Regions from separate parts of the Homo sapiens genome. Here region 1 is linked to region 2. Evidence: read pairs that join two places in POLR2A ChIA-PET (ENCODE). Cell type or tissue: Panc1. All regions are shown on one strand. Each heading gives the region's core, and the rest is flanking DNA. Links, peaks and the distances in the headings are about the cores only.

What was found. ChIA-PET counts read pairs that join two places held together with the same protein. Peaks named below come from ENCODE experiments on the same cell type or tissue, not always from the same donor. Only the 100,000 strongest peaks of a DNase experiment are listed, where the experiment ranks them.
Region 1: POLR2A ChIA-PET joins it to region 2 with 5 read pairs; 6 of 35 experiments call an interaction of 5 or more read pairs at or near these places.

What each region holds. Positions count from the first base shown.
Region 1 is chr19:39,082,240-39,086,633 of GRCh38, reverse strand. It overlaps ACP7 (acid phosphatase 7, tartrate resistant (putative)), which reads right to left and starts at 2,266. Exons shown (of 13, transcript NM_001004318.3): 1 at 2,234-2,266; 2 at 1,244-1,542. The coding sequence starts at 1,364. RefSeq lists an enhancer at 1,913-2,413. In Panc1, for the core only: no CTCF peak of the experiment used is centred there; DNase peaks (open chromatin) are centred at 1,843, 3,008 and 3,563; H3K4me3 peaks cover 2,861 bases; H3K27ac peaks cover 3,109 bases.
Region 2 is chr19:38,934,593-38,938,986 of GRCh38, reverse strand. LOC124904713 (a long non-coding RNA gene) reads left to right here. Exons shown (of 2, transcript XR_007067253.1): 2 at 2,135-4,164. Among named protein-coding and RNA genes, the nearest start is that of MRPS12, 5.8 kb to the right of the region's middle. In Panc1, for the core only: no CTCF peak of the experiment used is centred there; no DNase peak of the experiment used is centred there.

The DNA.
Region 1 (4,394 bases), core at 86-4,085, 150 kb before region 2:
TTTTGAGACAGGGCCTCATTCTGTCAGCCAGGTTGGAGTGTAATGGCATGATCTTGGCTCATTGCAACCTTTGCCTCCTGGGCTCAAGCGATCCTCTTGCCTCAGCTCCCCAAGCAGCTGAGACCAGGCGTGAGCCACCATGCCCAGCTAATTTTTTAATTTTTTTGTAGAGACCGGGTTTCACCCATGTTACCCAGGCTGGTCTTGAACCCCTGAGGTCAAGTGATCCACCCACCTCAGTGTCCCAAATTGCTGAGATTACAGGCATGCACCACTGTGCCTGGCCTCCTCCACATTTTTTTTTTTAAAGACAGGGTCTCTCTCTGTTGCCCAGGCTGGAGTGTAGTGGCCAATCATGGCTCACTGCAGCCTTGAACTCCTGGGCTCAAGCGATCCTCCCACCTCAGTCTCCCAAGTAGCTGGGACTATAGGTGCATGCCACCACACCTGTCTAAGATTTTTTCTTTTTCCCTAAGAGGCAGAGGTCTCACTATGTTTCCTAGGCTGGTCCCAAACTCATGAGCTCAAGTGATCCTTCCGCCTCAGCCTCCCAAACTGCTAAGACTACAGGTGTGAGCCCCCACACTCAGCCTCAGTTCTGCCCCTTTACAGGTAGCAACTCATTTACACCTCACCATGAGGTTGTACTAATATTACCCCATTATCCAGATGAGGAGACTGAGGACAGAGAGGTTAAGCCACTTGCCCAAGATTAGGCAGCAGGTACATAGCAAAGCTGGGATTCTAACCCACGTGGTCTGGGTGCCAATGGTCCAGAGTCCAAGCTCTTACTCCCACAGTGGAAGGATCCTAATCAAAGATCGGGAGGCAGTCAGCCTCGTGGGGAAGAGGAGAAGAGGGATGGAGAAGGGGCTGGGTAACCCAGCTCTGTTATCATTCATCCACTGGTTCCTTCCACAACTGGCTCTGAGGCCTACCGTGCATGAACGAACAAACGTGCCAGGTCCCGGAAACACAACAGAGATGCAATGAACAAGGACAGCAGCGGTCCCCTTTTGAGAGCAGGGGAGCACTCTCTGTGGGCTGAGCACCATGATCATTCCCCACACTTCCAGGTGTTCCACAGCCTGTACTTCCTATTCCACAGAGGTGGATGATGGAGGCTCAGGAGGAATGAGCCACCCGCCTAGGGGCTCACAGTGTGGGATTCCTGAGCCCTCAAACAACGAAGCACCGCTGGGCCTCTCTGGTAGAGGCATAGAAATGAGTCAGGGACACTTACCTGGGTAAGACAGATGGACTTGCTCTGGGGCAGCGCTGGGAGCCCCCAGGGACCCCTGGACTCCCAAGGAGAATAGCAGGAGTAGACAGTAACAGGACCAGTAGCCAGGAAGGGGGTGCATGGTGGTGGGGTGGTGATGGCAGACCGGGGAAAAGCAGGGGGACTGAGGAGATCAGCTCCCCACAGGTACAGCAGGAAGGGCTGGGAGGATGGGGAACAGAGGATGATCAGGCAGTGCTCTGGGGGACAACAGAGGCAGGGCAGGGAGGTCTCCTTCAAGATGGGTGGTTATCCAGGTGCTGGAGAGAGAAACCAAAAATAAGAATCGCTAAGGAACAGCAGCAGAGCTCTCTGAGCCTCACTCACAGTGTGCCAACCGCTTGACATAGATTAATTCACGGAAGCCTCACGACATTGCTATGAAGTGGTGGCTGTGAGCATTGTCATCCCCATATCACAGATGAGGAAACCGAGCAGCTGAGTGATTCAGCTGCACAGCTAGGATGGGATGGAGCCAGGATTTGAACCCAGGAGGGCCTGATTCCAGAGCCTTGCTCCTAACCAGAGCTCACTCTCAGTGCTGGGGGTCTGGGAGCGGGGTGGAGGCTGTGTAGGAGGTTGCATTCCGCAGCCCCATCCCCAGCTTTCCATCCTGCTGTTAGAAACCCCAGTTCTCCTACCTACTCCCGAGATTCCAAGCATTCCCGCCTGCCCCCGGGACCTCGCCTCCCTACTCCATCCTTAGCCTTCTATTTTGCTCCTAGTGACCCCAATCCTCCCACACCACCCCCAGATCCTTTAGAGCCCATCATGGCCAGAGCGGCCGCATCCTCTCTCCCCATCCCCAGCGTCCCTGCCCTTCCCCCATCTGTACCCACCCCCCTTCTCTCCAGCGCTTTCCCGCCTGCTCCAGCTCCGTCTCCAGCTGCCAGGATGGAGCCGGGTCGGGACCATCCGGGAAAGGGGACGCCCTCCCGGACCCCGGCTCACCCTCGGGGGCGCCGGCTGCCCGCACGCGCCTCTCCCGCCACCAGCGCCGCCCCGGTATTTATGAGTTCGCGGGTGCCGAGGCCTCTTGCCGCCTACAGCCGTCCCAGCCCCGGAAGAGCCGGTCGCCTCGGGGTGACAGCCTCCCTAGACAGCCAGGGCCCCGGGTCCCACAGGTCCGGCCGGTCCTGCCTGGGCGCCCCACACCCACCCGCCCACCCCACCAGGGCGTGGCGCGGGAAGGGGGACCCAGGAAGGTTATGATACGTCTCCGGCGCGCCACCTCTGAGCCGGCCACCAGGTGAGAGCCCAGGCAGGTAACCCTGCGCTCGTCCCTCAGGCGCCCACTCATCAGCTGGGGAGCCCCAGGGCACGGACACCGGCCCCTATCCTGGCCCTGCCCGATCCCCAGGTACCCAGGTGTGCAGGACCGGGGGATCCCCAACCTTTCCAGCCTCGCTGCATCTTCCTCCAGCCTTCCGGCTTCCTTCCTTTCCATGCTGAGCCCACTGACCCCTCCTCAGAAGCCCGGGGCAACCTCAAAACAAAACCAGAATCCCGGAATTGCAGTGGGCTTTCTGAGCTGTGCGACCTAGGTGAGTTATTCAACCTCGCTGGACCTTGGGTTTTTTCACCTGTAAAAAGGAGGTGATGCTCGTATATACCCCGTGGGCTGTTGTGAGGAGTAAACGAGTTGCTGCATGAAATTTCATGCCGATAACAGGGCCCGGCCCAGAGTAAGGGCTGGATAAGAATCAGCTGTTCTTTTTAATCGTATTAATGCAGGAACTCCAGAAACTGACGTCTAGGGAACAAGTTAGGGTTCTCCCCTGTAAACCTTTGCAATCTGTTTGAACGTGAGGAGCGGCTGCCACAAAAAGAGAAGCAGGGAAGAACTGGGGGGGCCCGGATTTCCAGTCGTTTCCCCTTCCTGACTGCAGATACAATGACCCGCCACCACTTGGCTTTGTAAATTCAGAGCACATAGGCTTCTACTGATTGTGGACACCAATTTCAGAAATTGGCACTAGGAGTGTGGGAAAATCAAAACGAGCCCTTTGCACTGTTTGAGTTTTTTTTTTTTTCTTCCCACTTCCAGAGTCTCCATTACAGCCTAAAATATAATGAAAGTAGCTCTCATAACCAAACTTGAGTACCTGCCACTCCTGTGGCCCCCAATTATAACCTCCCCGTATTCTTAGTTCGTCCAGAATGGGAGGTTCCTAAGCTTTTTTGTGCTAAAGATGCCTATGGCAAGCTGGTCAAGCCCTTCTCAGGATCATGTCGTTACATGCATAATATAAATACACAGAAATACAAAGGAAACCAGTGCTATTGTGATACAAGGTGTTGGGGGGTTTTTTTGTTGTTGTTGTTTTGTTTTTGTGTTTGTTTTTTGGTTTTGTGTGTGTGTGTGTTTTGTTTTTGTTTTGAGACAGAGTTTCACTCTGTTGCCCAGGCTGGAGCACAGTAACACGATCTTGGCTCATTACAACCTCTGCCTCCTGGGTTCATGCGATTTTCGAGCCTCAGCCTCCCGAGTAGCTGGGACTACAGGCATGAACCTGGCTGAAAACGAGAAGTTTTAAAAACACACGAATATACATGCATATATTTCTATTAGCCATCAGAGTGATGACATTATCACAGGTCAGGTAGTCTCTGGAGAATGAAAAGGACAAACGTCTTAATATCATTATGAAAATACTTTTGACCTCACTAGCCCCTGAGAAAGGTCTTGCGGACCCACAGGTGCCCCCAGACCACATTTTGAGAACTGCTAGATTAAAGTGTAGTAAAAGGAGAGGTAAAAAAAGTTTCCCCTATCCAAGTTCACGTAGCTCCTGAATTCCCAACCACCAGCCCAGGTGAAAAGAGCCCACTGGAGTTGCCTCTGGTTGGACCCTGACTGGCGGATGAGGGCTTATAGCTCAGGTATAAGCTTGCGGTGGGGAATGGAGCATCGACTCTGGGGCTAGATGGCCTGGTTATAAATCTATCTTCAGCACTGACTAACTTAGACAAGTGATTTAACCGCACGGTGCCTCGGTTTCCCCATCTGTGAAATGGGAACAATAGTAGCACCTTATAGGGTTGTTGCAAGGATTAAATAATAAACCCCTTAGAACAGTGCCTAGCACAGAGCAAGTGCCCCCGTATAATC
Region 2 (4,394 bases), core at 88-4,087:
TATTATTTTTGATGGCGGCCATTGTTAAGCCTCCAGAACCTATACCTTTAAAATGGTTAACAGATAAGCCAATTTGGATAGAACAATGGCCGCTAAGTAAAGAGAAACTGAAGGCTTTAGAGGAATTAGTTACTGAATAATTAGAAAACGGACACATAGCTCCAACATTTTCCCCTTGGAATTCTCCAGTTTTCGTAATTAAGAAAAGAATCAGATAAACGGAGAATGTTAACTGACTTAAGAGCCATTAATTCAGTTATACAACCCATGGGTACATTACAGCCAGGATTGCCTTCTCCTGCTATGATTCCAAAAAATTGGCCTTTAATAGTCATAGATTTAAAAGACTGTTTCTTTACTATCCCCTTAGCTGAGCAAGACTGTGAACAGTTTGCATTTACAATTCCTGCAGTAAACAACCTGCAGCCTGCTAAGCGTTTTCACTGGAAAGTATTGCCACAAGGCATGTTAAACAGCCCAACAATTTGCCAGACTTATGTAGGGCAAGCAATTGAACCTACTCGTTAAAAGTTTTCACAGTGTTACATTATTCATTATATGGATGATATACTTTGTGCTGCCCCCACTCGAGAAGTATTACTCCAATGTTATGATCACTTACAAAATTCGATTTCTTGCGCTGGTTTAATTATAGCTCCTGACAAAATTCAGACTACTACTCCTTACTCCTACTTGGGGACCTTAGTAAATGACACTACCATTGTGCCACAGAAAGCAACCATACATAGGAATCAATTGAAAACATTAAAGGACTTTCAAAAATTACTAGGGGACATTAATTGGATACGACCTGCTCTAGGCATTCCTACCTATGCCATGAGTAATCTATTTTCTATCCTTAGAGGAGATCCTGGTCTCACAAGCCCTCGGTAATTAACAAGAGAAGCTGAGGCAGAGCTGCGGCTAATCGAAAAGCAAGTCCATAAAGCTCAAATAAATAGATTAGATCCAGAGAAGACTCTAGATTTGCTAATTTTTCCAACTCAGCATTCACCTACTGGTGTTATTGTTCAAGAGTGAGATCTTGTAGAGTGGCTTTTTCTTCCACATACTAATTCACGGACTCTAACTCCTTATTTGGATCAAATTGCTACTATGATAGGAAATGGGAGAACTCGGATTGTTAAATTACATGGATATGATCCTGGAAAAATTATTATCCCTCTCACAAAGGCACAAATACAGCAAGCTTTTATAAATAGTCTTACTTGGCAAACCAATTAAGCTGACTTTGTGGGTATTCTCGATAACCATTTTCCTAAACAAAACTGTTTTAATTTTTGAAATTAACTAATTGGATTCTCCCTAAAATAACTAAATTTAAACCAATTGAAGGTGCTGAAAATGTTTTTACAGATGGGTCTAGTAATGGTAAAGCTTCTTATTCTGGCTCAAAAAGTAAAGTTTTTCAGATGCCCTATACTTCAGCTCAAAAAGTGGAGCCTGTAGCTGTAATTGAGGTAGTGACTGCTTTTCATATGCCTATTAATGTGATTTCTGACTCTTCATACGTGATTCATTCCACACAATTAACTGAAAATGCTCAGTTACAATTTCCTGCAGATGAACAACTGATGATTTTATTTACCCAACTGCAAACAGCAGTTAGGAGTAGAATGCACCCTTTTTACATCACTCACATTAGGGCTCATACACCTCTTCCAGGCGTCACCTTTTGCAGTGTTTTGCAGTGATGGGCATTCCAGCTTCTATTAAAACAGATAAAGCCCCAGGCTACACTAGCCGAGCTCTAGCTACATTTTTCTCTATACGGAATATTAAACACATTACTGGTATCCCATATAATTCTCAAGGACAAGCCATAGTGGAAAGAATGAATCTCTCCCTGAAACAGCAGTTGCAAAAGCAAAAAAAAGGGGGGAAAACAAGGACTACGGGACACCCCATATGCAACTGAATCTAGCATTGTTAACTTTAAATTTTTTGAGCCTGCCTAAAGGCCAGATCCTATCAGTAGCTGAACAGCATCTACAGAAACCAGCTGCAAAGACAGAAGCAGAACAACTAGTTTGGTGGAGAGATCCAATAACAAAAAGTTAGGAAATAGGTAAAATAATAACTTGGGGTAGAGGTTATGCTTGTGTTTCTCCAGGACTGACTCAACAGCCGATTTGGATACCATCAAGACACCTGAAACCTTATCATGAGCCAGATGCTGAGGAAGAGATTCCGGGAGGAAACTGAGGACCCCCCCCACCCCCGGTTGCAGCCATGTCGAGACTGACGCTGAGGAAGACCCCAACTGTCACGAGCAACACCTGTCAAACACAGCCACCCACCTGGAGACAGATCAAGAAGCTGTCACAGATGGTGGAAGAAAACCTGAGGAAAGTGGGACAACCAGTCGCAATGAGTAATTTAATGGTAGCTATGATAGCGATGATCACCACTGCCATGAGTATTCCTTCAATAAGGGCTGACACAGAGGACAATTATACTTATTGGGCATATTTATCAATCTTGGCTGGCAATAATGCCTGGATGTAATCACTCTATGACACAGTTATACAAGCTTTCTGATCTCATAATAAATCTGCTCCTATAATTGAGGCATACTGCCCTCAAAAACATATTTGTAAACAGGATTGGACCCAGTTAGCAAAAATGAACGTACTTGTTTAGGAAGATTGCTTTGCAGAACAGGCAGAGGTGCTGCACAACAATTCCTATGGAATCATTATTAATTGGTCACCTATGGGGATGTTTAGCTTGAACTGCACCTCTCAGTCTGCATGCCATGGCCACACTGTGATCAGCTCATCTGAACAAAATGGTCAGATGATAGAAATGGTAAGAAATACAGCAAGAGTTCCTATTATCTGGAACCATGGCAGTATAGTGGCACCTCAGCCTCAAATGATATGGCCTGCTCTAGGAGCTAAACATAAGCATTTGTGGAAACTGTTAATAGCTCTTAATAAAATCAAAATTTGGGAAAGAATAAAAAAGCATCTAGAAGGCCACTCTACAAACTTGTATTTGGATATTGCAAAATTGAAAGAACAAATATTTAAAGTATCCCAGGCACACGTGAACTTAATGCCAGGAACTGGAGTGCTTGAAGGAGCTGCAGACAGATTAGCAGCTAGTAACCCATTCAAATGGATAAAAACACTTGGAGGCTCTGTGATTTCAATGATGATTGTGCTTTTACTCTGTGTTGTTTGTCTTTGTATAGTGTGCAGATGCGGATCCTGACTCCTGTGAGAAGTAGCTCACCGTGACAAAGCTGCCTTTGCTTTTATCACTTTGCAAAACAAAAAAGGGGACATGTTGGGAACAGGCCCCTGAATCTGGCCATAAACTGGCCCCAAAACTGGCCATAAACAAAATCTCTGCAGCACTGTGACATGTTCATGATGGCCATGACCCCCACCCTGAAGGTCGTGGGTTTACTGGAATGAGGGCAAGGAACACCTGGCTCACCCAGGATGGAAAACGGCTTAAAGGGGTTCCTGTACCACAAACAATAGCATGAGCGATCTGTGCCTTAAGGACATGTTCCTGCTGCAGATAACTAGCCAGAGCCCATCCGTTTATTTTGGCACATCCCTTTATTTCCCATAAGAAATGCTTTTAGTTAATCTATAATCTATAGAAATAATGCTTATCACTGGCTTGCTGTCAATAAATATGTGTGTAAATCTCTGTTCGAGGCTCTCAGCTCTGAAGGCTGTGAGACCCCTGATTTCCCACTCCACACCCTGTATTTCTGGGTGTGTGTCTTTAATTCCTCTAGCGCCACTGGGTTAGGGTCTCCACGACCCAGCTGGTCTCGGCACTCTGGGATCCTGCCACGGGGCTGTGTAACCAGCCATCTCTGTGCAACATGCCCAGCACTGCCTGTCAGCATCTCCTGTTCAGGTCAGGCTAGCACCTCTCTCATCAGAATTCCAGAATTCCATCAGAGGCCAAGTCCCCCACCCCCACCTCCTGCCCTTGCTTTGGGGGCAACTTCCTGCAAGGTAACACTTCCTTTTCTCCACACTCCTGTATACAGACTCCTGGAGCAGAGTGTGCCATGAGGAAAAGCTCTCCCATCCCCCCATCTCCCTCCACTTCTCTATTTCTCAGCTAGGCATGGCCAACAAACTAGCTCAATAAAACTGGTGCCAAATATGAGGGGATGGGCAATTTTTATCTGTAATCAGTGCACTTATCTGCCACCAGCTCTGATCCTAAAAGACCTTGTGGCCTCATGTTTACAATCAGGAGACCCTCAGGAGGCTGTGTGTTGAGCGTCAAGAGGAACTCGGAGACAGCTATGATGCTCCAAACAGCTCTCAAGCATGCACCCTTATCAGCGCCATTTGGTCCAGGCTCAGAGTGTAAACAACCTGCCCAAGGTCACC